2 separate regions of the Mus musculus genome follow, and region 2 is linked to region 1. The links are chromatin loops, found by intact Hi-C in ENCODE. Cell type or tissue: heart. All regions are shown on one strand. Each heading gives the region's core, and the rest is flanking DNA. Links, peaks and the distances in the headings are about the cores only.

Region 1 (15,530 bases), core at 4,257-12,256:
CCTCAGGCTGGAAGTCTCAAATGGCCTTCAAAGGCAGAAATTGTCATAAGGTTCTGAGGTCCCCACACACCTGTGAATCCCTGGGACAGGCTCAGAGCCAATCACCCACCCCATGCCCAGATGACCTGCCAAACTGTTCTCAGACCATTTTCTCCACAGTCTGTGCCTGAAGCTGGACCTTGCTAGCTGTGTGGCTTCGGGCAAGTTTGCTAACTTGCCAGCTAAGACTTACTCTTCAGCTAAGACTGACTCTCCTATAAAACTCTGGGGAAACAGTCTTTGTAAGCTTCATAGAATTCCTGAGCACAGATCCTGGATCTCATGTACTTCAAAGGTCCCTCACAAGTCACACAGTCAGAGTTTACAGCCCTCCATACCTGCCCCCAAGGAGCCCAAAGGGTGAACGGGCTCCCTCCTCCCCGCTCCTATCCTCTATGCCTTTGCACCTGCTGCCCAGATACCTTCTAGCATGTATCCTTTGGGACAGCCCCAGCCACTACAGCATCAAAGCTTTTCCAATTCTACCGCACAGTTCAGTGGCCCCTCCCTTGTACTGCTTCCTATGGGGTTACATGTCTTTCACTGACTATGAACTCAAGAAAGACACAAACACATACACACGCCCCCACACACACACACACACACCGCCAACACACTAGAAGAGCTTCCACAGGCCTTGTTAACTACAGAAAATTTGCCTTGCACAAGCAAAAACACTTTGAAAAACAATTTTTGTAAATAGACTTTAAAAATCAAGTGACCAGGTAAGATGATACAGTTAGCTGGAGAGGAACCACAGAGGCTGAAGATACAAGGCTGGAGACACTGGAGCGGAGGGGACACAGGCAAGGCTCCAGCCCACACCCCACAGATCAGCTTTGGCTGGAGGCTTTTGCAAGCATTAAGGACTGTGGCTTCTTTCCTTTCTCAGGTTCATTTCTGTGGCCTGGATCTATGCTCAGGGTCCTGGGATTATCCTGGGTCCTGGGAATGCTCCAAAGGCTAACTGTTGTTATCCTTAAGTTTTACCGGAGAGAGTTAGGGGCTTAGCTGGCAGGTTAAGAAACAAAAAAGACAGCTTAGGAGAGAAAGGGTTTATTTTAATTCACAATTCCGAGTTAGAGAAGCAACTAGTCCCACCCACAGTCGAGCAGAGAGAATGAATCTGTGCACACCTACTACTCAAGCTGACTTCTCTGCTGACACAATTCAAGACCGGAACTCAAGGGAATGAATGTGGTGCAGTCCACATGGAGGCTCCTCTTCTTGTATCAGTTAACATAGCCAAGATGATCCCCACAGTCAGGGCGGAAGTCAACGTGATGCAGACAATCTCTCACTGAGCAGGTCCCAGGTTGTTCTACATTGTGTCAAGTTGACACCTAAAACTAACCACCACCCTGTTCCAACTTATGTTCCCTGATGCAAGGGACTCAAGAGAACCCGCCAGAGGAAGAGTGTGGGGAAGGGAGAGCTCCAAGCTTGCTTCTCACCCAAGTAGGGAAGCTCAGAGGACCAAGCCCACTGCTGTACATTCCTAGAGTGTAACAAGTGGAGACCCATAGCTTCACTGTAAGGTCAGGGTCAACAGGGCCTCTCCAAATGGCCCTTTACAGTTCACCACCCAAAATACACATTTTCATACGAACACAAAGATTAAAAGTACAGATGGAGACATAGCACAATGTCACCGGAGGTTCCGACCTCTCACGAAATCTGAGAAGCTGTCACTGGGTAGTTAAAGTGGATGTCTGCAGCCAGCCAGCCAAGGAGGTCCAGCAGTAGAAAGGACACATACTGGAGGAGGAGGAGGAGGAGGAGGAGGAGGAGGAGGAGGAGGAGGATTTCTATGGTTACCAGGGTAGAAGTTTTCTAAGTTCTCACACAAGTAGGTAAGGGGAAAACTCATCCCCATGGCCTTCTGCTATTTCAAAACCAGGGGCAAGATTCAGTGAGATTATACACATGGGAAATATTTAGCAAGTTAATGTTTGCTCAGAGCATGTACCTCTGGAGGGTCACGTTACTGGTCCTGGAAGAGATCAGGGGAACCCCCACTCGCCAACCACACCCCTCCCTTCCTCACACTGCCCAGTGTGGCACCAGCTTCAGGCAGTCTCTGCCACATCCCACCAGGGAAGGGTGCCTACCACTCACCTCACTCACTCCCAGCTCAGCTTGCCTTTCATAATAAAGGCACACTTTACAGAAACGACACAATCTCACAACCCACAGGGACAGTCTGGTGAGGGGCGGGGCAAGGGCTGCAGAGCTGTCATTCGCCAAGATCTACTTATATGAGACGGCCTGGACCAGGCAAGGCAGCTGAGGCAGCCAGACCTTGGAGGGTTCCTTTTTGCTCCTTCGTTCTTCCCTCCCACAATGGAGGGCCAAGGAAACCGATCACCCATGCATACTCCACACTGGCACCTTGCCCTTCCCCCACATGCTCACCTGATTCCATCTATGAACTGCCCCAGGGCCCTCTGCCCCTTCTCCCAGGGATGCCCTCCTCACCCTTCACCTGGAGTACTGCCACAGTGTAGCTGGCATCCAATTCCTCCTCCAGCCCAGCCTCCACTCCACTCTAGCAAAAACAGGCCAATACCCAGGTCAAAGACTGCCTCGAGGCCACCATATACAAGCACACCCACCCTGGGTTTAAGGCAGTTGCCTCTGCTTGTCGCCAGAGACAGAGTGTATTAGAGAATGTGAAGGGACACAGGAGTCAGCGCCACCTGCAGTGGAGGACTGTGAACACTCAGGAACTTGGTTCCCTGAAATACTGAACCTGGAATGCCAGGCGTGAAGTCTGTGGATTTGTTTTGCAATTTTTGATCGTATTACTTTATGTGTATAGATATTCTGCTTGCCATACAGTCTGTGCACCAACTGTGTGCCAGGTGAGTGCCGTGGGTCCTCTGGACCCACAGTTACAGACAGTTGTGAGCTGCCAAAGCAGATTCTGGGAATTGAACTTGGGTCCTCTGGAAGAACAGTCAGTGTCCTTAACTGCTGAAGCCTCTCCAGCCCCAAGAGCCCTGCAAATATTTGAGGAGGAAAATAACACACACACACACACACACACACACACACACACACACACCCTTTCTGCATAGGTAAGACGAGCCACAGCAAGCGCACAAGCCAGCAAGCGGGACTTAAGGAGGCATCCTACAACCTAGCTTGCTGTGTGCGCCATTCCAGCCCTCCAGGGAGTGACCACAGGGAAGTCACTTTATGGCCCCTGGCCTCACTCACCCATATATACATTGGATGGAGATGTGCTTTCTCAATCCCTAAATAAGGAATATGATCTTTATGCTGTGCCACGTATGCTCTACCAGTCCTAAGAGTCCTGTGTCTTTTCTCTTCCAAAGTGAAGCTTGTTTGTTTGTTTGTTTGTTTGTTTGTTTTTCAAGACAGGCGGGTTTCTCTGTGTAGTCCTGGCTGTCCTGGAACTCACTCTATAGACCAGGCTGGCCTCGAACTCAGAAATTCACCTGCCTCTGCCTCCCAAGGGCTGGGGATTAAAGGTGAGCGCCACCACTGCCCGGCTGAAGCTTTTTTTAAAAAAAGCATTTCTCATACAGCACCCAGCTTCCAAGCCCACTAAACAAGAGCTAGTCGAGGGTAAGCCTGCTGGTATGGCTCACTTCTGTTCCCCTAAAGTCCATACATAAACTTCTCCACATTCCATAGAAAAGGACGAGACGTTCACAAAATTATGACTTTCTAGCAATTCTTGCTGTTTACTGAAGCATTCTAATTTGTTTTTAATCATTTCATCCCATTTAAAAACAAACCAACAAACAAACAAACAAAACGGGGAAGCCAACGCTCAGAGCCCAAGTGGCCTAGTGTGGCAGTCGGGCTATAAAGTAACACTGAAATTCTCTGCGTTTGCACAGTACCCTAGTGAGTCGATGCCAAGTTCCAGATCCAGTGAGAGCAACTGTGCCAAATGCTACACTGGCCAACCAGCCTTCCCCTGCAAGGCATGGCGGGAGTGCTAACTGGCCAGCCACTGGTCCCAGCAGCTTTGCACACGGGGCTGCTGAAAGATACACATACACTCGCTCGCTCACGCAGGCAACAGAGGCGGGGCTGAGCGGAGGGGCCCAGAGCAAGAGCCATGCCAGGGATTTAGTCAACAGAGGGCTAAATATGAGTCAACAGTGGGTGCTGCTGCCAAGCACACCGAGCAGTGGGATCTGCAGACGCATTCATAGAAGGAAAGTGCCTGGCTCCCTCAGACCAGACCACACCTGAAGGCTGGGCATGGCTGGACTAATAGGAGGGAGGTGCCCTTCATGAGAGGGCGGGGTTTCTGAAGAGAAACTGCAGAGAAATGGCCCAGGGTGGCAATGTTGGTGTTACCTGGAAGCTGGGCTTGTGTACCAAGCCCACTTTGGACTGTATACTATAGGTGAGACCTTCTCGTTCATTTTTTTATTCGGTGTTGAGAAAGCTCTCACTCTCTACTTGAAGGACCCAGAACATCCAGGCATGCTAGCAGATTCATCCAACCAGACTCCAAGTCTGTTGGGAGGGGACTCACTAGGAAAATGGCAGTGGGTTCTCCTTTGATTAATTATGACAACTGGACCATGGCTCTGCCAAGTAACAGTAGATTTAACCTACTTCCATTTCAAACATCAAAAAGTTCAGGAAATCCTTCTTTCCCGATACCCACCTTACATCCTATACCCCCCACCTGCCCATCCTTTCTCCTACTTCCAAATGTGTCTTCCAAGAGCCTCAAGGCCACTCCTCCCTGACCTTTGTGTTTACAGTAAGTGGCTCAGCACACTTGAGACACCCCATAAAGGGTGAGTAAGTGCCACAGCCTTGTCATACTTGAGTGTGTCACTGTGTCTGAGGCCATCCTGGAACACAAGTGTCTGTCCTGAGAGGAGCTAATATAAAAGATTTATGACAATACTTTACCATTTTGTACACTGAGCAAAGGACTTCTTGAATCTACCAGAGGGATTTAATTACAAAGGAGACATAGTTAGTCTGGCTAGTTCCCTGAGTCTTTATGGAAGGGATCCAATATAGAAGGAAGCTTAGGGGTACCAGGTCAAAGGTAAATCCTATCTGTGTGACAAGCAGCCAGGCAAGGCCATAGCCCAGAAAGCAGTAAAAATCCAGAGACAGAACAAGCACCCGTGGGGTCAAATGCCTAGAAGGAGGCACAGAAAGGGAATCCAGTAAAGTGGAACAGCACAAATGCCAGATTCACAGGGGAGCCACGGCCTGGCGCTAAACCGCTGTAACTGGGAGAATTAATTACAGGAACCAGCACTCCGATCTGGGAAGATTAGTGGAGGAGATTTACTGATGCGATTCCAATATCTAATAAATCTTTAAATCAATGAGCCATGTTCACTGGCAATTCTTCTCCATCTTTCCTCCCCGAGAGCTTACACGACATAGCCAGCGTTGATTTGCTTTTTATTTGTCTATGGACATGGTCATATGTCTGTTTTTATAGATAAAACTTGAGGTTCATTAAATCACACATTTTTTTTAAAAAAACATCAAAAAGATCTACCATCTGAAGGAAACCCGAGATGGAGGAATTCTTCTGTGCCCTTTTATAAAAAAAAAGGGGGGGGGGGAGAAGCCTTTTAGGAGGCCACTCTTCCCATCCCCCACGACCCCACCAGCTGCAGTCAGTCAGCTTCCCAACCTGTTCGTTTGTGTACCTGTTTGGATCTCTTTAGCACACAGGCACTTTACTCCGTTTGCAATTTTTCATCTCAGAAACACCACTTAAGCCTGTCGCACAAACCTGACAGTAGCAATACATTTTATAAGCCAATTATCCCTGGGGAACAGCCACGAAAACTACCAGGCAGGGAGCACCGACAAAGTTCCCGGGGGTATCATTCCTCTGCCAGATGCAAACTGCGCCACAGCCTCTCTCAACCCAAGCTGCCCACTCACCTAGCCTCTGCTCCCCGACTCGCAGGCTGCCTCTCTGCATCAGAGCTGGCGAGCCTCATTCTTGGGGAGCGGTGACATGCATGCTTTTTAAAAGACAACAGCTTTGGGCTGGGGAATGTTGGCACCTTTTCTATGAAAAGGCCTCGCGAGGATATTTTTGTGACAAAATGCTCTCCTATAGAGCACAGGAACCACAAAAATGAAACTACCATAAATTGAAGCTGTCTCCAAATTAACCCACAGGAAGCAGCATTAGAGCCTAGGCTAGCGAGGCTGATTTTTCCCATCTGAAACCCTTACAGGTTAAGTGTTCTCTCCTTAAATCCAACGAATTCCTACCACCCAGTTACAGACTGTCCGGAGGCCTAAACACTCCGGACAATCTGTAACTCATCTAAAGCTCAATTACTGCGGTGTCTTCAGTCATGCCCAAAGATTCCCGAAGGCACCGTCTGCCGCAGCGCAGTGGGCGCCCGTTAGTGCAGCGTTTGATAGGATCTGACTGGCCCCTTCGGCCAAAAAGGCTCTTTTGGCGGCTGGACTCCCTGTCGGAGACACTGGCGCTGGCCTAGCTTGCCACTGGAACTGGGCCCGGGTGCAACCACCTGTGGGTGTGTGAACCGGACGCAGGCCCTGGTGCTGCCACCCCGGGATGCCCTGAACGAACCACGCAAACTGCCGGGTGTGGGAGAGAGTGGGTAGGCCAGTCCAGAGGGGACCGGGGCCAACTCCCAGCACGCCAAGGCTTATCTCTCCGTTCAAAGCGGACCTGGCCTGAGTTGGCTCCCAAGTCGCTCCACTCCCTGCGAGGTTGTGAGCCAGGGAGCACTTTGGGATAGGCTCCCTATGGGGGCCATCCACGGGGAATCGGGAGAAGGCAGAGCGGCAAAACTGTTCCCTAAGCCTCTTCCCAAACTTGGGGCACCTGCTGAGCAGCAGGCAAGGATTTCTTCTCCACCAAGGCCTGATACCCAAAGCGGGATACCCCGGAACAGCCCTGCGTCGCTTGAAAAATTCTACTCAATCCAGCAGCCGAAGGCCAACATTGGCAGGGAATGCCAGCCACCTGCGCCAAGGGGAGGGGACGTAGGGACGTGTGCATGGGATAGCATGGGGTAGGAGTGAGGCACAAAAATCCTAGGTGGTCGCCAAAGAAGGGCGCCGCAACCCTGCGGTTGCAAGGTGCCAAAGACTGGGCCCCAGAGCATACCCGGGCTGGTGGTCTGGGAGGGTTCATGGCTGGGGAAGATTGGCAGAAGATGGGGGAGGGGTCCCCAAAAAACAGCCCGGGTAGCTTCCCAGAGAGAAAGAAAGACTGGGACAGGGGGTTCTGACCCAAGCAGAGCAGGCTGCTAGTGCCCCGCACGCGCCGCGTCACTCACCGGCAGGTCCACGCTCACTTCGGTTCCGTCGAGCAGGAAGACACGGCAGTAAAGGGTGGCCTTGGCAGCTCCCGAGGCGGAGATGTGCACAGCCGCGCCGCCGGTGAGCAGGGGCCCGCCGCCGGCCGGGAATACGCTGCCCCCGGGCGCGGCGGGCAGCACCGAGGAGCTGGCGGCGGCAGCCGGGCCCCCTCGCGGCCCCCCGTCGCGCTCGTCCCCCAGCCCGGCGGCCCCGCGCCCCGCCGCGCCCCGCGCGTAGCGCTGCATGGAGCGGCGGCCAAAGGTCCGGCGCAGGAACCGCAGCATCCTGGCCGGGGGCGCCCCCTGCCTCCGCCCCCTGCGCTGCCGCCGCGCCGCCGCCCGGGAGCGCCCGGCGCCGCCGTCAGTGCCCGCCGCGCCGCGCCGCCTCCCGCGGGCTGCGGCCCGGGGCTCGCTCCCGCCCCAGCCGAGGCCGCCGCCGCGCTCCGGCCGCCCGCGGGACGCGTCGGCCGGGCCAGCGCCCGCCGAGAGTAGCCGCGCGGGAGAGAACGCGCACAGGCGGCCCGGGGGACCGTCCCGCTGCTGTCGCCGCTGTCGCTGCCGCGCGCTTGGGGCGGTCGGTCGGTGCCGGCTGCTGCGTGGCCGCTGCCCCGCGAAGAGCGCCGCGGGGGGACCCGGCTGCGGGCTGCTCCCGCGCCGCGCGCCGGCCGAGGGCCAGCCGGAGCAAAGCGCCTGCGTGCTCCCGGCGCGCTCGCTCCCACTCGCGCCGCGCCCGGCCCGAGGAGGCCCCCGCCGAGCGCCCGCTCCCGGGGCGCCTTTTCCTGCGCCCGCAGCCCCCGCCTCCCACCTGGGAGGGCTGCACCTCCAGCCGCCGCCGCCGGCACTGCAGCACGCCCTCCTCCCCCGGGGCTGCGCCGGGCTTGTGCTGCCCCCTGCCGGCCCGAGCGCCCCCTGCTGCTGTAGGTGCGCTCACGTGCGTACACGTAGGTGAGCACACACGTGTTTCCGGGCGCGCAGGACCCCCTAGAAGTCCAAGAGTTCCTCCTGCTTGACCAGATGAAGAAAATAAGACTGTCTCCTTCCAGGGAAGTCTTACCCCTAGGGCAAAGAAAAACACGGCTCTTTCTGGAAGAAAAACAAAAACAAAAACAAAACACCAACCGTACTCAGTTTCTCCTTCTGCAGAAGTGGAGTAGGCGACCTAGAAGGTCCCTGCCACTTAATGAAATTCTATCTGCTTAAAATCTCAACCCTGGCTGGAGCTTTAACCTGCCAGTCCAACGGACCCGTTCCAAACAAGAAAATTGAGGCCTGCGAGGAGGGGAAGTACTTTTCCATACTCCTTTGGAGACACCCTGCTTCAAGGACCTCGCCCATGCCCAGAATTAAGGAAAGGTCCTGCATAAGCTATTGCTACTGAGAAGGTTGGTCAAGGTTGGACAGACTCCTGGGAAGCGAAGCAGAACATAAGAATGAATTGCATAGGGCACATGGAGCAAACTGGAGACAGCGAATTGCTAACAATCAATGCCCACAGGTTCAGGGTTTGCCCACAGACAAGTGAGTTGTCCTGTGTTGCAGAAAGGAATGTGGGAAATGAAGCTGAAAGGAGGCCAGGCCTTTGGGGAGAATAACACTACTGTTTATCAGGCCCTAATTTTGTGCCAGACATTACGGTAAGCCCTTTCCATATGTCTTAATTTAGCCTGTTAGCGTACAGGTTATTACCTGGATCATACAAAGGAGGAAACTGAGCTTTGGAGAGCTTAAGAGACTGACATACAGACTCATTGGGCTCCAGAGCTACTGGTGGAGCTTGTAACATGGTTGGCAAGCAAATGACAGTTTAAGAAAGAGTTGGGGAAGCAGTGACCTCAGCAAAGCACACAGAGAAGACAGGGGGTGAATGTAGGACTCATTCCAAAAGAGACATTTATTGAAAGCCAGGCATTGTCTTAGATTTCACCGTTTGCATCTTCATTACTCCTCATTCCAACTCTCCAAGACAGTTCTATGCATTCCCGTTCACTTAGATGGATTTAGAACTTAGGTTTGTAATATGCTTGCCCAAGGTCTGACAGCTGCCCCGAATTCATTCTCTGATATTATGGGGACCACCCATGTGACAGTTTACTCTGTAAAATGGCATCTACACAATAAACCATTGGATACCCACTCTGCCCTTTACCCCCACAACAAGATTGAACAGAAACTATGTACAAATTGGCATAGCCCAGGCCAGCTGACTAGTTTCTAAGGCTATCTCCAGGAATGCTGCAGCAGAGTAGCCACTCCAAGATGTCCACCTATGCATCTTGCATTTGCATCGTTGTGTTTCACTGTATGTAGCAAAGGTGGGCTTGGTTCTACGCTCGAGTTAAAAAGGTTGAAGTAGGGATTCATAACAGTAGCATAATTACAGTTAGGAAGCAGCAATGAAAATAATTTCATGGTTGGGGTCACCACAACATGAGGAACTGAATTAAAGGGTTGCAGCATTAGGTAAGAAGGTTGAGAACCACTGCTTAGAAGCAAGAAAGGTAAAGGGTGATTTATGCCCTAGGAAGTCTAGAAGGAATGAAACACTGGCTTCAGCCTGTAAGATCCACCTCGGCCTCTAGCATGGCAAAGTAACGCTTTAATGTTGTTTTAAGTCACTGTATCTGTGGTTCTCTACGTCAGCCAAATAGGAAGGCAGGCACGCTACAAGGGATGCAGCTTTGGAGAATCACAGCTTTCAACGCTATTCATTCATCTGGTGTGCATCATCTGAGTGTGTAGTTATTCAGAGCTTCTCTCCTGTTGAGCTCCAGGCTCCATTAAGGTTATCGAGCCCAGATCCCCACACTTGTGACTCCGGTCAGACCCAATGGCCTCTGACAGTGGCATGCTGAATTGCATGGAGATTCCAATATATCAGGCCCCGCTATCCGATGGATCTCGCCCCATTTAGCTCTTACATGGAGGAGAAATAAGTCTTCAGACATTACTACACAGTGGTTCTTGTCACCAACATTTCAACCTCAGAATTTGCACGTTTCATGAGCAACCTTGCATTTTACAGTTACAGGACTGTATGTTCCAACAGCTGCTCATTTGCAGCTGCTGTTTTCAGACCCTAAAGTCTGTTGTTTTATCAAGTCTACAAGCAACCCCTCAAGTCTTTCTTTTTTTTTTTTTTTTTTTTTTTTTTGGTTTTTCGAGACAGGTTTCTCTGTATAGCCCTGGCTGTCCTGGAACTCACTCTGTAGACCAGGCTGGCCTCGAACTCAGAAATCCGCCTGCCTCTGCCTCCCGAGTGCTGGGATTAAAGGCGTGCGCCACCACACCCGGCTCTGATAGTCTTTTCTTGGACCCCCTTTATAAGGAATACAGACAGAGCTGCCTGCGTGTGTGATTGTATCGTCCTTCGTTATCTATCGGTGTATATGTATTTGTGTATGCACATGTGTACAGAAGTTGATGGTAGGTGTTTTCCTCAATCGCTCTCTACCTAGTTTTTGAGACGAATTATCTGACTGAACCCGAAGCTCACTGATTCAGACTGACTGAGTCACCAGTTAGTCCCAGGGATCCGACCTTCTCAACTTCCCCAGCACTTGGGTTACGGGCGAGTACTGCCATGCTTGGCTTTTATATGGCTTCTAGGGATTAAACTCCGGTCCTCGTGCTGTGTGACAATCACTTTACCAAGAGTATCCTCTGCTCCCCAGTGCATCGCACTTTAATGACATTTTTGGTCCTTAAACTACTTTAGAACCCTGATGCTATGAATCGGAATGCCTGAGTCCTTTCAAAACCCATGAGACAGGGCCTTTGTGAAGTGAGTAAGTTGTGAGGACTCTGTAAAAAAATTAGTGTCTTTGTAAGAGGCTCTCTTGCCCTTTTGGCCATGGAGGGCACAGCGAGCTTTTACCTATAGAGCCCTCACCAAACACGTAGTCTGATGGTGCCTTCATCTTGAATTTCTCAGCTTCCTGATACTATGAAAAATACATTTGTGTCATTATGAAGGCACCAGTTTGTGCTATTTGGATGGAGCACCCTAAGTGGACTAAGATACCAGTATTTCTCATGCATCTTTGTCTAGAACCACCTTAGCCAACCCTCAGGAGAGTTTATGCTAACTTTCTCTCCTGGGTTATAGCAGTGACTTCATCTTAGCTGTATAGCAGTGATCCTCAATTTTCCTAATGCTGTGACCCTTTAATACAGTTCCTCATGTTGTGGTGACACCCCCCCCCCAACCATAACATTATTTTCATTGCTACTTTATAACTGTAATTTTGCTACTGTTCCAAATCCTTATATAAACATCTATGTTTTGTGATGGTATTAGGAGACCTCTGTACAAGGTCATTTGACACCCCCAAAGGAGTCGTGACCCACAGTTGGGAAACGCTTGCTGTGTTGGTTCATCCAGAATAGAACCCGTAGCATGGGCTCCTGGCCATCTGCATTTTACAGCTCATTCCTTACCTCTCTGCCCAGGACCTCAGCTCACAAGCACTTCCCATCTCTACTCAGAAGTTTTGCGCCCTCAACAAACCTTAACATTTCCTCTACATCTGCCCCCTCCAGTGTACTCAAATCATTAATTAAATAACCCTTAGCTTTTTTTTTCCTAAAGCTCGTCTAGAAATGTACCATGTGACCCAATCCTTTGTTTCCTGGATTGAGGCTCAAGACACTTGTGCCTGAGTCCCATGGGCCTTCTTTCCTCCCTGCAAAGGACAAGATAGCACTTTAATCTACGTCCCTACTTCTTCCTTTGTAATTTTATTCTTTATTCTTTCTATAACAATCCTTAAGGATTGTTATAGAAAGAATAAAATTACTATTATACGATACAAAGCCATTTTGCAAATGTTGTATACATATCAGCTTATTCTTTCGTGGATGTGTACATGAGAACACGTGCCAGAAATCCACTGTAGATGTCATTCCTTAGACAATGTCCCCTTGAAACACTGTCTCAGTGTCCTGCAGCCTTTTGATTGGGCCAGGTTGGCTGGCCAGGAAGCCAAGGGGTCCTCCTCACCACCTCCCTAATACAAGAGTTACAAGCACTTGCTACCACTCCTGGCTTTTTAAACTTTCTTTAATGTGGGTACTGGAAATCAAACTCAGGTCCCGTGCTTGGAGTGCAAGCAAGCACTTTACCAAGTGAGCTCTCTCCCCAGCTCCCACGTGTCAGCTTAACCTTTCACAGCGTGGACAGCTGTGGTTTCTACCAAGCTAATGTCTGTTTTGCTTCTTTGAGTTACCATATAGAACCATTCTGTCCTGACTCAAAGGCTTAAAAGTCTAGAACGCTGGTTCTCAATCTTCCTAATGCTGAGACCCTCTAATACAGCTCCTCCAACCATAAAATTATTTCATTGCTACTTCATAACTGTAATTTTGCTAGCTATGAATTGTAATATAAATATCTGATATGCAAGGTATCTGATATGTGACCTCTGTGGGGGGTGGGGGGTGACCCACAAGTCAAGAAGAAGTTGACCCCATCTTCTGCCTCAGGTATGGGAACACGTGAGCAGACATGGCCAATCACGGGGCTGCATTCCTTCCAGAGCCCTGTCACTGGCTCAGGAATGTGCAGACTGGTGGAGATTAGCTCTGGGTGGAGCTTAGGCAGCAGTTTCTTTCCATTGAAATTGCTGAAGCATCTGCTGGCTTTGCACTGCTTCTTATAGGCCCACTTTGACATCATATAGAGAACCCCTGAGGATGGGGCCAACACACCGAGAGGCAGAGTCAAGAGACACAGATTTCTGATGACAGTTTGTTCTAAGTACTTATATCTGGCCATTGCCCGAAGCTTAATCTACCGCCTGCAATACAACTTTGAAGAAAAGGAAGATGGTGGTAGACTGAGATATAAATGTATAAATATACAAATACATAAATCACTTAACACAATCTAAGGGCAGAATCAAGATTGGGATGATTTCACGAGTGCCGGGAGGTGGGGGGAGGGGGGTCTTCCCTTTGCACCTCTGTTCTCTTTCTTGAGCACGGGATATAAACACGACTTCAAATATGCATTCAGTTTGTGAAGAACTTGGCCCCAGGCAAATAATTAACAACTCCCATCTCTGAATTTCGAAGAACTAAATAAGCAGTTATAAGTAACGTAAGCTCTTAATCCGGAAGTAGAAGCGACAAAAGGACCCAAATCTATGGTTTTGGCCAATCTTTTCCTTCTTGGGACCTCTGCCTCAACATGCAAGCTCACTGTCCGCAATACAAACACCCACCGTAGATGTCATTCCTTAGACAATGTCCACTTGAAACACAGTCTCACTGTCCTGCAGCTTTTTGATTGGGCCCTCTATCTAGCCCTCGGTCTAGACACAAGCGATCCTATCTGGAAGAAAATGGTGCCTCTTCTTTGCCTGCTGGTAGCCTGAATGTGGGCTTCCTAAGTGAAGCCATTTCTTCCCTGAAGGGTATGTATACTACATTGAGGAACATCCATGGCTCCCACAGGATGGCTCCCCTAGCCGAACCCAAGGTACAGAGAGTGAGAGAGGGCATTTACTATACATAGTGCCTGCTCAACCTGCTTCCTCCCTGTTTCCAATATGCCTTGCTCTTAGGTCATCCAAGCAGTGGTCACTCCTACTAGATATCTCTGGTGAGCTCTCTGGTCCCTTACTGATGTCTGACTCTTGCTGGGGAACCATTGGGCACTGGGAACCATGTCTTTCATCCTAGAAAGGAGACTGATGACAGACTAAAGAATATGGTTCCACCCTGTCTAGCTTGAAGAGCAGTGAGTTTATAGGGGATCCTTATTGGGGATTCAAAGGCAACTGCATCACCCAAAGCCACCTCAGTAGAGGTTACAATTCATGAAAGCTGCATCATTGGCACTCCCCACCCAACCCCAGCCTCCATAACTGTTTTCTGCGTATAACTTTCTGAGCACAGAAGCCTTGTAAAGTTGCCTTAGCTTTCTGAGTCTTATGAGGTGCCCTTCTCTCTCCAATAGGGAGTGGTAGCCATACAGTGTTTACTCCTTCCTAGAACGCTTTTTGCCTCTGCTGCTTCTTTTCCAACCATTGGATATTATAATATCAGTGCTGTCCAGTGAAACTTTCAGCAGCAATAAAGACTGGGGTGTGTGTGTGTGTGAATGTGGGGGTGTGTGGGGGAGGTGTGGGTGTGTGCACATGTGTGTCTGGTGATGTGTGTATGTGGTATGTGTGTGTATGTGGTGTGTGTGTGTGTGTGTGTGTGTGGTATGTGTGTGGTGTAAGTGCACATGTGTGTGTGCATGTTTGTGTGTAGGTGGTGGTAGTAGTGTGTGTATGTAGCATGTTTGTGCGTGTGTATATGTTTGTGTATGTGTGCTGGCATGTGTGCATGTGGTATGTGTATTTGTGGTATAGGTGTGCATGTGTGTGTGCATGTTTGTGTGTGTGTGTATGTTTGTGTGTGTGTGTGTGCATGGTTGTGTGTGTGTACATGGTTGTGTGTGTAGTGTATGTGTATGTGGTATGTTTGTGTATGTGTGTACATGGTTGTGTGTGATGGTGTGTGTATAGGCATGTTTGTGTGTGTGCGTGTTTGTATGCATGCTTGTGTGTGTGGTGGTGTGTGTGTCTGTGGTGTGGGGGGGTATGTGTGTATGTGTGTGTGTGTGGTGTGCTGGTGTGTGTGGTATGTGTGTGGTATAGGTATGCATGTGTGTATGCATGTTTGTGTGTATGGTATATGCATGAGGGAGCACGTGGTGTGGGTGCACACACCATACACATATGTGTAGAAGCCCAAGAGGGATATCAGGCATCCTGCTTTCTCACTCTACCATCCTCCCTTGAGGTAGGGCCTCTCATTGATCCTGAAGCTTGGAGGTTTTCAGCTAGACTGGCTGGCCAGCAAGCCTCCCCGGATCTGTCCCCCCAACTCCAAAGGTGGAGTTACAGATGTGTGCTGCCAAGCCCTGACTTTTATGTGGGTACTCAAGATCCAAACGCAGGCCTTCATGCAAGCACTACCTATACTACAGAGTCATTTCCTCAGCCACAAACAAACAAACAAACAAACAAACACCACCTTTTAAAACATGTGTTTAGTGTGTGGTGTGTGTGTGTGTGTGTGTGTGTGTATTCATGTACTCTCACTAGCGTATGTGCCACAGCAGGCATGTGGAAGTCAGAATACAACTTTAGGGGGAATTGATTCTTTCCTCTACCTTATAGG
Region 2 (15,530 bases), core at 2,527-10,526, 130 kb before region 1:
TGATAAGACAGGAGGAGAGAGAGGAGAAGGGAGACAAAGGAGAGAGACAGCACAGTGCAAGACTGATCTGGCAACCCAGACTACTCAAAGCCAGCATCACCCATGGCTGCTTTCTAGATGCTGTTAGCCTCTGGACTGTTCGCTGCCAGTCCCACCAATTACCCTCCTCTCTGTCTCTCTCTTCCCTGGTCTTCACCTCTCTTCTTTAAACCATGAGCAGAAAGACAAACCAAACCCCCTGCCCAGGGATGGCAGAACCAAACTCTCTGTTTGTACCAGGGGCATATGACTGGGAGCAGTGCCCCACCCCCACCCCAGGAAGCATCACCAGGGTTCTGAAGCATTGCCCAGGCCAAGTCACAAACAGCGCCATGAGTTAGCAATGTCAGGCATGGGGCCACACACTTGAGAGCGAGCGTTTGCTTTCTGTGCCCAGTGCCTTCCCACCCTCAGCCAAGGAAGGAGACTGCTTAGGGTGTGCAGGGGAGTGAGAGGACACCAAGAAAGAGTTACACTGCTAAGAGGCAAAGAGGTCAGGATTTTATCCTTCTGGCTCTCTGCTGTCTGGGTTCAAAACGCAGGCAGAGCTGGTCCCATTTTTCTCACGCATGAGCCCAGGTTTGGGCATCTCCTACTGGAGGTGGGGATGCCCTGCAGCTTAGCTGGAAGACACACTAAGCATTGCGGAGAAAGTGCCACACTTCTGGGATATCAGCACCTTCCCCCCTCCCCCTCCCCCACCCCCATCCCTGGCCCCGAGGACTGCCATGTGCCCAGCAAAGGTACAAAAGCTAGTTTTAGAGAGGATGAGGATGGCAAACAGAAGACGTTCAGTGTTAGGAAGAGAGGACTGCTGAAGGGTTAGTGTGGGCTTCAGGGAGGGACCACTCACTCCAGAGAACAAACACATGCATCTTTTAGCTCAGGAAACTTGGCAGCATCCCACAGTGAGAATTAAAACACAGCCTCTGGGTAGCTTTCACTAAAAAAGAGTGATCAAGGAAATGACAAGCCTCCTTCCTTCTCCACGGCTATCTGATTCTGTCCTCTGACAACTTCGGAGCTGAGCAGCTGCGGGGGCGGGAGGGGGGGGGGGCTTTCACGACCATAACCTCCCTAACACAGCTTTGCTTCACACTCACATTTGGGAGATGCAGAAATCGTTCCCGCAAAGTCGCCCCCCCCCTCCAGGTTCCACCCCATCTTTGTGGACTGTTTCTAAGTCCTTTCTTCAAAGCTAAGTGAATCCGTATTAGTCACCTGCGGTTAAGGTTTACCAGCCGACTTAAAATCCTCCTCCTGCTCTCTTTGCTCCTCAGGAGAAATCCTACCTGCTTAAGAAGTTACCCAATGAAGCCTGTGGGTGGTTGGCTGGCTTCCTGACCCCAGGATGTCCCATGCTGCAGCTAGAACCAACCACACTGGGGACGTGCCACACATATCTCTGCACACAAGCCCCTGCTCTTACTGATAGCAACGGGGAACTCAACATGTGTTTCATGAAGGAAATAAAATCTGTCACAAATAACCAAGCAATACCATATCGCCAAATGGTGAGAATCTGGACAGATGGTGATTAAGAAAGACTTAAGGTTTTGTGCAGCACTGGCCTTTGATGGTAAGCGATGACCATTGCTCCAACACTTCCGACCTTCCTAAACAGTCACCTGAGTAAATGCAAGCAAAGGAAGGTTCTCAGACTCCTACTATCTCCACACCCTTGACTCTTAGCCAATGAGCAGGAACAAGGTATCAATCACATGGCTCACAGGATACTTTGGATATGCCAATTTCTTTTGCTTTTCTCCTAGTTCTTCCTTTCTTGCTTTGGGCTTCTCTGCATTTGTTACACTATTATACATATGTGCCCTTTGAGCTTTAAAATGTGATTCTTTGAGGGGATGGAAAGATTCTTGGCATTGATAAATAATAATGGAAATGTAATGGGAGTGTTCCCCCCCCCCCCATAGGCTTCCAAAGGACATTGCTAGTTTGAGGAGGGAAGAGAAAAGTCAGGCAGTTAGAGAAGGAAAGACAGTCCAGAATACTGAGCACTGGGGAAAGAGGGAGCTAGCAGCTACTTCTCCACAGGTCAAGGCTGGGAATGGGGACTGAAGAGCAGGAAAGACCAGAGTCCTTAGTCAAATAGAGCTAGGGAGGCAGTTGGTCCCTGGACAGAATGACCCCAGGACAGAATGATGGCCAGTAAGTGAAAGCAAACCGAGATTTCCATCTACCCAAAGACCCCATGAAAGATACAAAGAGTGGGTTAGATGCATCTGTGAGTGGCAATGCAGTGAACCGAGCAGACATCTCTGCACCCCTCCTGTACCCTGGGAGCAATGATGAGGTCACAGGCAGATAGATGGCAGCCTGGACTTGAGACTCAGGTCTAGCCCACCTGGAAAAACAGAGTTCCAAACAAACACTCAGCAGTTGAGCCAACTGGAGCCCCTGTCCTGACACCCAACTAGAGCCTGATCCCATGTCCCATGTGACCTTCCTCAGACCAGAGCAACGTCTCCCGGTCATGTCCACACTCCCCTAACTTGCCATGTGCTGGGACACACTGGACCTGCTCTGTAGCCTTGTAGATGAGTAGTTGCTAAGATGCAAAGCTCAGAGAGGGACAAGAGCCACAGGGAAGATTCAAGATCACATAGGGGAGAGGTGTTTACACCTGTTGCCAGCCAGAGGTAGGCCAGCTGACCCAATATGAAGCAGGTCTTTGTGTGCCTAGAATCTACTTTTGACTCTTTTTTTTTTTTCTTTACCTAAAGACTTTGAAATCCATTTCACAGAGACTGGGCCAGGCTAGGCAGTCATACCATATTAGTTCTCATAGAATCTCGACCGACCATTCCTGAATGAATGCCAGAACCTCTGGTCTTTTCTCTCCAGTTTCCTTTCCTTCAAGTGCTGTCCTGAGGGTTGTGGGGTACCATAGAAGTTCTCAGCCAGAAGAAACATGGGAACTAGGCAGAGGCTGTGAACTTGTGGGTGACTCCAGGAGGTAGGTCACTTGCTGTTTTGTTTGGTAAGCATCAGCAGAGAATTTTACCACTCTTGTCCGATAAAGTACAACCTTCCTCTTTTGAAGAAAGACCCAGAGAGAGCAATCAGAAGCAAAGAGTATAGATTTGACAGCTGAGAAACCATGCCTCATGCAGGCTGAGTCTCTTAGACTGCGGATACATTCTCCTCCACTCTCATGCTTCATTAAGGCAGCTGTAGGCTACAACTTGGGTTACGGCTTGAAGGCCATCCCAGAGCTTCCTCCAAGTCTAGGCTTTGGAGATAAGGCAGAGAGGTCCAGGGACCCAGCAAGCTTAAAGGAAGAGGGACCACTTAGGAAAAAAAGAGATACATCCTGACTCTGTCACCTGCCGTAAGGCTTGGGTTCTAGTCTCAAACCTGATGCCAACCTGCTGGGTGAGCTGCAACGAGTGCATATCCCTGTGTAAGCCTTGGCTGGATGAGGCGGTCCCAAAGCTCCACTCCTACTAACAGGCCGGATACAAGCCAGGCACGGGCTGTACTTACACGGCAGCACCCCAACCTCAAGCCCGGGACCCTGAAGTGGACACAGTTACTGATACAGTGGAACTTGGGAGCTGAGTCCACTCTTTTCTGAGCTGTCTAACGGCAAGTGAGACAGGCACTGCTCTATAGAGGCAGAAATAAAAGGAGACCCGACAAAGGGAAAAGCAAACTGCCAAGTCCCCTTTTCCTCCCTTGCACTCTTTGGTACTCATGGAAACAATATTCACTTGGAACAAGAAAAGGTCAGAGCCTACGGTGCCAAGACACATCCTCGGCAGAGCCTGTGTATTCGTACTGGAACATCAGGTCATTCCAAGGTCACCCTTTGTAGTGACCTCCCTGAGTAGCTGTCTCACTACAGCCCAAGGACCTCAGCTCTGTATATATAAAGCCTCCTGGACTCTAGTTCATAGCTAAGTCAGAGCTGTCCAGAGATGTAGAGAGGTATCCCACAAGAGTGGGTGACAGTCCCTGAAGGAGGAAGTCATTTGGCAGATCTCAAGGAATTACTGCCACACGCTGTTTCCTTTCTATCCCAAGTCTGTAATATCTAAGCCAAGATCTTTTGATTCTACCAGCAATCAAGTCTATATACCAGACACATGGTTCTGAGAGGAATCCCACTACTCTTGCAAAGAGTTATGATATATTTTTAAAAATAAATTGACTATAGTTCTTAGAGCCACCAAACTCCTTAGTGAATTAATACTTTATTCATGCTTGCTTGCCCCTAATATAGAATTGTGCAAGCCTTTTTTAAAGTCAGGTACTCACACCATAGCCCAGGCCAAACTGGTATTCATGGCAACCTTCCTTAGCCTCCCACATACTTGGATTACTGCCTGTGCTATTATGCTTAGGTGACATGTTTTAGTTATCCAACAAACTTCCCTTCATACTCTAAAATCCAGTGGTCCCAGTCAGGGGACAACCACTCACACAGACGCATGTGGTTTCCTCTGCAGCACAGCTGGACAGCTTGGTAGTTACCTGTCAGCCTAACTCACAGGGATAGCTTTACCTGGCTTCTAATTCCTGTAAGCAGATTTCCCTACACATGGTCCTCAGAACATAGCTGTCTCCGCTCTCTACTTCACAGATTCTCAGGATGCGCCCTAAGAGTTCCCAGATCTCTCTGGCTGACTGCCCCCCAGAACAGGATGTTCTCAGGTGGCGGCCAGGGGTTCCATCTTCCACAAGGCACTCCTAAACAAGAAGTTTCAGCGGAGATGTATCTGCCGACCCCTGACCCAGGCATGCTACTTTTTTACCTTCTTCCATGACCCCTGTTCTCTTCCCCATCCTGGAAATTACTTCTTTTTTTAAAAGTGGCAAATTCCCCAAACATGAGGCCAGATCTTCTCCAGCCCAGCACATAGCACTCAGTGGGAGGGGCCAGATACCAGGGATCCTGATCCCATGTGGTCTTGTGTGCTTTGCCTATTCGGACACTCAGTTTCTGTAACTGTGCAAAGGGCGGCCGAGGCCTTGCTCAAAAGCTACCAGTTACGCTAACTCTGTTGGACAGCCGGGGGAGAAGGGACTTTGGTCTTGGCAACCCATCTAACAAGCAGACTGAGAGTAACCATGACATTTGCTCAATTGTGATGGTCCCCAGAGCAGGGTCCTCCCTGGCAGCTCTCAGCTGTTCTTAGGCTAACATAACTTGCTAGGCAAAAGAGATAGCTGTAGAAATGGCAAGTGCTGTGTCAGCCCAGACTCTCCTAAAAGCCTCTGAAGAGCCCTTCCTCTAAAGCTGATGCCCAATGACTCTTCCTCTGGCCTTTCCCGGGGCATCTCCTGTGCAGCTTACATGGTGCTTGGCCATTTATCAACCCGACTTCTTGGCCACCCTTGAGCTGCCCTCTAACCTGGAGCTATCCCATAACTAAGTACAAAGCTCTCAGGAGATAGGTTCTGACTTGATTCATATTTTGCCTCACAGCCCAAATGGTGATTGATGTGAACCCCAAGGTGGACCATGATTTATGCTCAACGTTTTTGAGATATGACTGAGCCTAGCCAGTAGTCATTTCCAAGTTTGCCTGTAGCATCTAATAATACTTTACATATATTCATGTTGCCTTCTAGCCTCAATCTCTCTCTCTGTGGCTCTTTCTCTCTGTCTCTGTCTCTGTCTCTCTCTCTCTCTGTGAGTGTGAGTGTGTTTCCCTCCTTTTCTTTTCTTCCTCTCCTGATAACACTTCTGAGATAGACAATGCCATCCTGACATCTGTGCTGTAGGGAAGACAGGACAGGATCCAACGACAAGATTCTTAAACGGGGAGCAGAAAGCAGAGAATGCAGCTCGGCTGGCAGGTGCTTGCACAGTGTTCAGGAAGCCCTGGGTGCAATTCTCAGCTCTGCATAAACCAGGCATGGTAGTACACTCCAGAACTCAGAAGTCAGAGGCAGGAGGATCAGAAGTTCAAGGGCATCCCTGGCTACATAGCAAGTTCAAACTCAGTCTGGCCTACACAAGATCTTATCTTTAAAAAAAAAAAAAACACACACACACACAAAACAGTTATGTGTGTAAACAGTGGCCAGAGACTGAAGTGAGAACTTGCCTGTCTGACCCCTTTAGGGCTCAGTCCTCTAAAAAAAGGGGGGGCTTTTCTCACCTGCAGGAGTCCCACGAGGGCCACTATCCCTAAGAGAAGACCTGTATGCAGAGGAAAGATGGTGGTGGTGGGGGCATAAGGGGTGTGGGAAGCCAGGGAAGAGCCTTGAACCAGAGTTTCAGACCAGATGGATTGCCAGAAGCAACAGCAAGAGATGGGTGGGCATGCAGGGCACAGCCCGGGCGGGCAGCCAGGAAGCTGAGACCCAACCATGAAGGAGCCCTGCTATGCTGGAGAAGCAGCAGCCAGGCGCAGGCGGGACCCCTGCAGCTACCCTCTGAGGAGAAGGCGCACCCCTCCATCAAGGGCCCCAAAGGGTGATGAAGCCCTTGCCGGCTGACTCTCCTTGAGAGCTTCCAGGACTAACAGAAGCCCTCCCTCCCACAGCAGTGGCCGCCTGTCCACCCTCCCCCTGCCAGACGCATCTGTGGTCGGTGGCCTTTCTGCTTTTAGAGAAATGAGAAGTTTACCAGAGGGGTAGCTTCTGTAAAATCCATCAGCAAGTCGCCTGGCCCCAGGGTCAGGGAGCCTCCGTGGTCAGAGGGACTCTGCAAAGGGAGGAAGACGGGCCCTGGTTAGCGATACCCAGAGCAGATGGCAGGGCGCACAAGGGAAAAGGGTACACTTCTCTAGCCCTGAACGGCTCAGTGTGCAACTCCCTCCCACCCCTACCTCCACCTCCACCCCCGACATACTCCTCCCTCAGCGGTGTACAAAATGGGCAGGCTGAACCCCAACTTTCCCCTGAAATCTTCATGGATAGAAGTAGGGTAAAGTGCAGGATCTGTCCTGCTACAAATCACTCCCCCACCCCCATCCCCGGTTCTGGGGAAATGCTTTAAAGAGTCCCTAGAATACATAAATAGAACAAAGAAGCCATCTCTCATGGGAGAGCCAGGAGACCTGAAGGAGCTAAGTTGACCAGCAGCAGAATAATGGGAAGGAGGCTGCAGGAGGGTTGCTGGGACCTCTGAAGACAGTTCCAGACAATGTTTTGTCCTGCGCAGAGATGGCCACGAGAGGGCGCCCTGGAGCTTTGGGGAGAATTCTGTAGCTATCATTCCACACTCTAATACTGCAGCCTGGTCTTTAACCATCTGTGGGATACATGAAAGGAGCCTGCCTCCCACTTGGCAAACTGTAAGACGGAGTCCTGATTCCAGGCAGTGAAGCCAGTATGGTGGCTCACGTCTATAACCCTACTACTCAGTAGGCTAAGGCAGATTTCCCATGAGTTCCAAGCCATCCTGGGTTCATAGTTGTACTGGCTAGTTTTGTGTCAACTTGACACAGCTGGGGTTATCACAGAGAAAGGAGCTTCAGTTGAGGAAATGCCTCCATGAGATCCAACTGTAAGGCATTTTCTCAGTTAGTGATCAAGGGGGAAAGGCCCCTTGTGGGTGGGACCATCTCTGGGCTGGTAGTCTTGGGTTCTATAAGAGAGCAGTCTGAGCAAGCCAGGGGAGGCAAACCAGTAAAGAACATCCCTCCATGGCCTCTGCATCGGCTCCTGCTTTCTGACCTGCTTGAGTTCCAGTCCTGACTTCCTTGGTGATGAACAGCAGTATGGAAGTGTAAGCCGAATAAACCCTTTCCTCCCCAACTTGCTTCTTGGTCATGATGTTTGTGCAGGAATAGAAACCCTGACTAAGACAATAGTTAAGTACCAGACCAGCCTGCTATGCAGCAAAACTCTACCTTAAACAAAAACAAAACTCCAAAAAACAAAACAAAACAAAAACATTCCAGGATACAGTCTATAGAATTCCAGAGGGCCTCAGCCTGCTCGAGTCTATGCTGAGGGTCCAAACACATTGTTGTGCCTATTTTAGACATATGAGGTAAGGACATCAGGGAAGATGGGCCTCGTTCATGCAGGCTATGGGCCTGGATCTGTTTAGATGCTGCTAAGAGTGACCCTGGAACCCGATAAGTCTCAGGGATCCAGTGGCCCTCAGGAGCCCCAGTGAGGCTTCCTGACTGATCTAAGCATCGAGGCTGGCCCTCTCCTCTTCAGAAGGAGGAGAAGCTAAGGCTCAGGGGATGTGGGCCTTGAAGATGTGGGCCTATCAAAGCTATCACGGGTGCGTGACAGCAGGAGCTGGAACCCACTGGCTCCCATCTTGCTGCCTGGGAAGCGGTTCCCTGGACACACCTTTCCTTGAGAAGTTACATGGATCACAGGCATCTTTGGCTCAGCGTGTGCTCGGACAGGAACAGGATCAATGGTACTTGAACCAACTGCCAAAGATTGGCCATTGATAGAGTCACATGGAGAAAAGCAAGAACGGCTCACGTAAGGTCTCGGTTACCACCATCCACATGTGCAATTTTCTGAAATTTCAAGCTGACAGAGTGATGTGTCCCATTTTCAAACCATTAACACACCTTACCCAATGGGAGGTATGGATGGGAACATGTCTATGTTTTTTATTTCTCCAAGTTGTCCAGTATAGAAAGGCACCTGAGGCTACTGCTCTCCCCTTAGTTTTGTGATATTTTAAGATGGTTTAAAACACTTTTTTATCTTTAAATTTACATTCATTTGGTGTGTGTGTGTGTGTGTGTACACATGCCGCAGCATGGGAGTGTGTTATTAGAGGACAACTTTGGGAGTCAGTTCTCTCCTTCCATCATGTAGGTCTTGGGGATCAAATTCAGGTCATCAGGCTGGATATCAAGCACCTTTAGTTAATGAGCAATCTCACCAGCCCATAAGATAGAATTTTGATTGCTTGTTTGTTTGTTTGTTTGTTTTCAAGACAGGGTCTCACTATGTAGCCCTGGATGGATGTCCTGGAATTCACTAAGGAGACCAGGTTAACCTTGACCTCATAGAAATCTACCTGCCTCTGCCTCTCAGACTGCCAAGATTAAAGATGTATGTCTCCACACCAGGCTTTAAAGTCATCCAGGGAGACACAGCAATATACAACAACATCACCACCAAGCATCCCTTACGCGTCTCCTAAAGCACGGTGCACACTGGGTTTTTTTTTCTCTCTCTATTGTAAAATGTCTCTCATAAATGGCTGCCACATATCTTGGGATCAGAGTGTGTGAAAATATATTTTGCTACTTTTATTTTTAATTATCAATATTTTTTCCTTGGAACCAACCTGACTTTCTTCAATTTAAGGTTGGCATTGCTCTCTTAGAAACAAGTCTCATGCTAGCCTCAAACTTACTGCGTAGTGGAGTATGACCTTGACCTTCTGATCCTGCCTACTCTATATGTGCTGGGAATCAGATACATGGCTTTAACTCTACCAACTAAGTTAAGTTATCAGTCTGGTTTGACTGCTTGTCAATGCATGCATGCAACTGAGTATGTAAAATGTAAATGCTCATTCAATACGTGTATTACACCTGGGCCTCTTTCCCATACCTTGGCCCCTGGGGACAGCGGGCTCTTGACTTCTGACTTCTGAGGCGAGCTGACTTTCTGGATTTTGGGGGACGCCAGTGACACCGAAACTTGAGTGGCAGACATCGTGGTGGTGGTGGTGGTTGTGGTTGTGGCTGTGGTGGCTCCCACTGCCTCAGCAAGGTCTGGAGGGAGGTCATCTTCATCACTGCGGTTACTAAAAGCACATGAAGCTCTGCTCATTACAATAATACACAGGCTGTGAGGGGCACGGGGAGGGCGGGGCGGGGGCGGGGCAAAGCAAGAGGACAGGGCTCTCCAAATGGGTGCCAACTCAATGTCCACCATACAGGATCCAAGATGGAGACACACCTGGGCTGGACTTTCTGCCACTCCCCCACTCTGTGTGTGTGTGTGTGTGTGTCTGTGATTGTGGTGAACCACTCTCTCTCTCTCTCTCTCTCTCTCTCTCTCTCTCTCTCTCTCTCTTTCGGAACAGGCTTTCTCTGTGTACCCCTGGCTGTCCTGGAACTCACTTTATAGACCAGGCTGGCCTCAAACTCAGAAACCCACCTGCCTCTGCCTCCCAAGGGCTGGGATTAAAGGCGTGCACCATATATTTATTACTTTAATCATTTATAAAGGAATGATTCCATAGCATGACATCCTTCACAATTGTGTAGCCATCCCACTCTATATCCCCCAGTCTTGCATCAATTGTAACCAAAACTGTTTGATTACTGAGCAGGGACTCCCCATGGGCCTCTCTCACATCTCCCAGCAATCTTTAGTCCTGTCTTGTCCCCGTCTCCAGAATCTTGCCTATTCCTGAAACCTCACAGAGCTGTGGTATACATCAAAATGCCCTTTTCTCTTAGGTTGGGAAATGTTCTATTGCATGACCAATACCATACTTTCTTAGCTGCGTCTCTGCTAGCGGACCCTCAGCTGGACACTCACATCACAGTGTCATGGTAGCCTTGGAAGGATGAACATTCCTGCGAGGCTGCAGAAATCAAGCTCATGAACTGTCTCTCTAGCCCTTTATTTTTTCAGGTTTTTAAATTTATCTTTTATTTGTTTTTATTTATGGGTATATGTGTGGATACATGCATGTGTCCCCTTGGAGGCCAGAAGTATCAGGTCCCCACAGTGGGAGATACAGGATATGGATGCTGGGACTCCCAACTCCAGTCTTCTGAAAGAACAGTGCGGACTCTGAACTTACAAGCCATCTGCCGAGCCTGGTTTTCACTTAATTTTTTAAAAAGTTAGTCATGCAGTGAGTTATGCAGAAGAGAGAGGTGAATATTTTTTTATCCTCGTGTAAAAACATTAACCCTAAAACTAGAGTTACTATTTATTTTTACATAAAAAGACATTAAAAGCTGGGAAGTGGTGGTGCATGCCTTTAATCCCAGCACTTAGGAGGCAGAGGCAGGCGGATTTCTGAGTTCAAGGCCAGCCTGGTCTAGAGAGTGAGTTCCAGGACAGCCAGGGATACACAGAGAAACCCTGTCTCGAACCCCCTCTTCCCCCGCCACCAACAACAATAAAAAAAAGACATTAAAAAAAAGCCCACTTCCTATAGTAGGAAGTTAACCCAAAGACTCTAAAGTAGGAAAAGCTCCAAATTCTTCTTTCTAAAAGACATTTTTTAAACAAATTTCTCTGTGTCTGTATGTATGTACATGCCATGTGGTTGCAGATACCCTCAGAGGCCAGAAGAGGGCATCAGATCCCCCGGAGCTGGAATACAGGCAGTTGTGAGACAGCTGAATGAAGAGTGTCCTCTGAAAAAGCAGCAAGCGCTTTCAACTACTGAGCTATCTCTCCAGGTATATATATATATATATATATGTGTATATATTTATATTTAAATATATATTTCATAGTAAAATATATATTTAATATTAAATATATTATATAGTATATAATATAAATATCGGTACATATTAAATATATCTATTTTAAATAGATATATGTTTTAAAGTCTTTTTGTCTTAACTTAGACAAAGAGGAGACTTTCAAAATTCAGTAAGTCAACAGCTTTACTTCAGTCTCTGAGGTAACTCACAATAAATTCATAAAATGTTGTTGTCTTATGGATGTAGCCCAGGCTAGCTGTAGTCTCTTGACCCTCCAGCTGTTACCTGCCAAGTATTGCAATTACAGGCATGTGTCACCACACCTGGCTTACAGGACACATTAACAAGGTTTTGTGGAGAAGAACTGCGCCTTGAAACTCTTTTGCTGAGTGCAGTAGTGCAAAAGTGAGAGGACTTATTATTATTATTTTAAACAAGAGCCAATTTGGTGATTAAGAGAAATCTTTCCTTTCTTGTGGTTAGTCATTATTTAATAGGATTGCCTATCCTGAATGGGTGACAATATGTTTTGAATTTTGAAATGAAAGGGACCATAAACTCCGGGCGGCCTTGTCCTGGAGGGAGCGGGGAAGATTTTCATAGTTTAATTTGTTCCCCAGAGATCATCAGAGCTGTTCATTATCTGAGTTCCAGACATTCTGACTTTCCTGGACACACTGGTGCTACACACCCCTAGCTTCCCATCCAGGCTAGTGAGGTGACACGTGCCTGCTCTTACGACCTGTAAGCACTGTCTTCCTTGCCTTCCCACAAGGAGCCAATGGCAGTCTGTGCTGGCTGTTGGAGGATTGCCTTTGGCAATGCACTCCAACCTTCACTTTGCACCCTGAATCCCTACTGTTTTTTTTTTTTTTTTTTTCTTTCTTTCTTTTCAGAAACACAACCTTTGGCCAGACCCTTGCAAAATCTCAGCACTTGGGAGGCAGAAGCAGGCAGATCTCTGTGAGTTCAGGCTGGTCTGCAGAGTGAGTTCCAGGATGGCTCCGGGCTACACAGTGAAACTGCCTCAAAACCCAAACCAACCATCCTTTAGTGTGGGCACTAGCTCACTTTACAGATGAAGGAAAAGCACTTGAAGCCAAGCCTGGTGTTACAGACCTGAAATCCCAATTACCCAGAGGGCGGAAGCAAGAAGACCAGACATTCAAAGTCTGCCTGGGCAACACAGGGAGACCTTGTCTCAGAACAGACCGTGAAGGCTGATGAGAGACGTAGCTCCGCGGCACAGCACTTGCTTTGCATTGGTGAGGTCGCCAAAACCTCACTCTAAAGAAAGAAACGAAATGAAAGAGCAGGAAAGACAAGAGAAAGGTACTGGAGAGATGGCTCAGTGGTTGAAGCATTTGCAGCACAGCCTGAGGACCAGAGTTCAGAGCCCTGGAAACCCACGTAAATGACTGGTGGGCCTGGTGCACTGCCTGTAATTAATTCCCTCCTCTGAAAGGACATACAGGGGCCCCCAGAGCTGGTTCAAGTCTAGCCATGTTAGTGAGTTTTAGGTTGAGAGAGTTCACCTCAGTGAATAAGGTGGATTCCTGATATCAATTCCCATCCTGTAAATACATGTGTGGATGCACGCGTGCGCGCGCGCGCGCGCACACACACACACACACACACACACGAAAATGGAAAAAGAAGTAAAGACTGGTTCATAGTATTCATTTTTGTTTCTCAGGATCTCAGAGCTACAAACAGACCAGAACCCCAGACTGCCCACAGTTCCCGTTGTGCCCAGAGATTCCTCTGTAGTTCTCTGACACGCTTCACACCCAGGCATGTCGCCTGAGCCACAGCTGGGGCCCAAAAGGGAATTCCATGGCCATCAGTCTTCCAGCCCACGGCTGAGCCCACTGCCCTTCCTACAGGCCTCAGCCGGCTTGTCTGGGCTGTTGTTTACAACTCTGTCTTCGCCTCCAGCACTTTATGAGACTACAAGTTGAGGTGACAGGTGGGAATTGTCAGAGCCACTTTGCCAGTACCTGACAATGCTTAGAACCAGAGTCAAGAGTTTTGTTGAACTAAGTGGGAAAAACCCTGGGTGGGGCCTGACATCATCTGAAGCTCCTTTCCCTCCTTCCTGTTCTTTGACTGAGCCTGCTGAGCACTTAGCTATGGCGCCATGGGGTGTGACGGCAGCTTCTCTTATGGCCTCTGGGGGTTCCTGTCTTAGCAATCAGCCACCCATGTAATCCTCCTCCAGAGTGTGAACTGGGTCTAGCAATGTGTTTCCAATAAACAGAATATGGCAAAAAAATGAAAGGATGTCTTTTCTGTGTAAGGCTATGTAAAACCGACTTTCATCCCGCCTCTCCCATGCTTTCTGACAGAGAAACCTTACAAGACAGTAGCATAGGGTAACCGGGGTCCAACAGCTTCCTTGGCTATGGATTCTGATAGCAACCGTGTGAGAGACCAAGGCCTTAACGGGATAATTTGTAGCTTTTTGGGGACCCAACAGAGAAGCTCAGAGAGGTTATGCCAGACTCCCAATCCTCAGCAACTGCGAGGTGGCGGGCACAGAATGCTGGAAACAGTTTACTATACCACAGTCGATAAAGGACAAATGTGCTCACTGTGACACCAAAATGGGAATTAAATGGAGTTTGGGGGATGGCCATCTGAGAAGGTGCCTGTGGCAGGGCTAATGAGTTTATAACTGAACGTTCACGAGTAGGGGGTAGATAAGCGCAGAACTCACAAACTATACTGCCTTGTTAACCTCCTCACACGGGGAGGCTTGATTTCCGGCTTCTCCACAGCTGGCTGGGCGGCTTCCACGCGGATAGGAATGGGGCTTCTAGACATAGGGAAAAAAATTGTTAAAATGGTAATGCTCTTGTATTAGGCTTCTCAGGTGATATTCAGCTTACTGATTCTGATGGTCAAGAAATCTGACTGTTCTTGGCTTAGTGTTTAACTTAATAACTGAAATTATATTACAAATACAGATAAGTTCAAAATCAAATAAACAAGCAAACATTATAGAGACCAGAATAGGTGAGGTACCAAATAAAACTGCCTTGCCTCCAAAGCTTCCTACCTCATATGAGGGTTTGGGTCATGGCTAGGTCTTGCTGGGGAATGAAGAAAAACCCATAAATAACTCAGCTTTAGTTCCCAATAACTTGGTAGCTCACAATGGCTGTAACTATAGTATATAGTGAAGCTATATACTGTGTGTGTGTGTATATATATATATATATATATATACTGAGATTATATATATATGCATATACATATATATGGTGAAAATATATAATCAAAAGAAATTTAGGATTCTCTCTAAAATAATCTAATACTATGTATATGAGAATATTTTTTAAAAGAGAGACACAGCTCAGTTGTTAAGAGTGCTTGCTGCTCTTCCAAAGGACCTGAGTTCAATTCCTAGCACCCATGCTAGGTATCCTAAGACTACCAATAATGTCTCCAGGGAATCTGATGCTCTCTTCTAGCCTTTTGGGGCACCTATACATGGTACGCGCGTGCACACACACACACACACACACACACAGAGAAAAGTAAAAATGTTCAGTTTCAAACATGGGACAGAGGTGCCTATTTAACATATCAAAACAGACCTAGCTGCCAGCTTCTTCCAGCATCAGTCAGACCCTGTCACAGGGTATAGCTGGCCTACCCTACCCAGCTGGGCTGCTCTTCCCTATATAACCCAACTATTTTGTATATCTGCTTTCTTTGTACTTTTGTCCTCTGGCTGAGGCACCTAGTTCCCCCCTCCCCCATTCCTCACCTTGAGCCTGGCTCAAGGTCATGTTCACTCTGGACTCCCCCAGATGTCCCTGCCCCTGGCTGTGCTCTCCTGCACATCTACGATAAACTTTCTCCCCAGCCACAGCCACAGCTAGGAGCAGTCCTATCCTTTCTTTTTCCTTTTATTCCTTTTAGTTTTTTTTCATTCAAAAATATATTAAAGTTTCCTTTTATTTTTTCCTCAATCATTTATGGTGACCCAATGGCTTCATTTAAAACTGTTTTTTTTAATTATCTTTTTTTAAAAATGTATTCTCTATGTGTGTTCAGAGGCTGAAGAGCAGAGGGCCTACGGCAGTCAGTTCTCCCACCATATGCATCTGAGAACTAAAT

What was found. Hi-C counts contacts between places; a loop is a spot of excess contacts. Peaks named below come from ENCODE experiments on the same cell type or tissue, not always from the same donor. Only the 100,000 strongest peaks of a DNase experiment are listed, where the experiment ranks them.
Region 2: a loop joins it to region 1, with 12 times the contacts of the local background. A loop is called at or near these places in 26 of 42 quality-filtered maps.

The regions. Positions count from the first base shown.
Region 1 is chr4:57,135,511-57,151,040 of GRCm38, forward strand. It overlaps Epb41l4b (erythrocyte membrane protein band 4.1 like 4b), which reads right to left and starts at 7,646. Exons shown (of 25, transcript NM_001355492.1): 1 at 7,338-7,646. The coding sequence starts at 7,643. It overlaps LOC108168956, which reads right to left and starts at 9,141. Exons shown (of 2, transcript XM_017320489.1): 1 at 9,096-9,141; 2 at 7,748-8,481. The coding sequence starts at 9,141. The coding sequence ends at 7,748. In heart, for the core only: a CTCF peak has its summit at 8,265 (motif pointing left); DNase peaks (open chromatin) are centred at 6,721, 7,301 and 8,221; H3K4me3 peaks cover 2,352 bases; H3K27ac peaks cover 1,559 bases; H3K27me3 peaks cover 5,442 bases.
Region 2 is chr4:57,010,217-57,025,746 of GRCm38, forward strand. It overlaps Epb41l4b (erythrocyte membrane protein band 4.1 like 4b), which reads right to left. Exons shown (of 25, transcript NM_001355492.1): 20 at 14,122-14,220; 21 at 9,556-9,742; 22 at 6,638-6,715. Among named protein-coding and RNA genes, the nearest start is that of Frrs1l, 28 kb to the left of the region's middle. In heart, for the core only: a CTCF peak has its summit at 7,188 (motif pointing right); no DNase peak of the experiment used is centred there; H3K27me3 peaks cover 2,492 bases.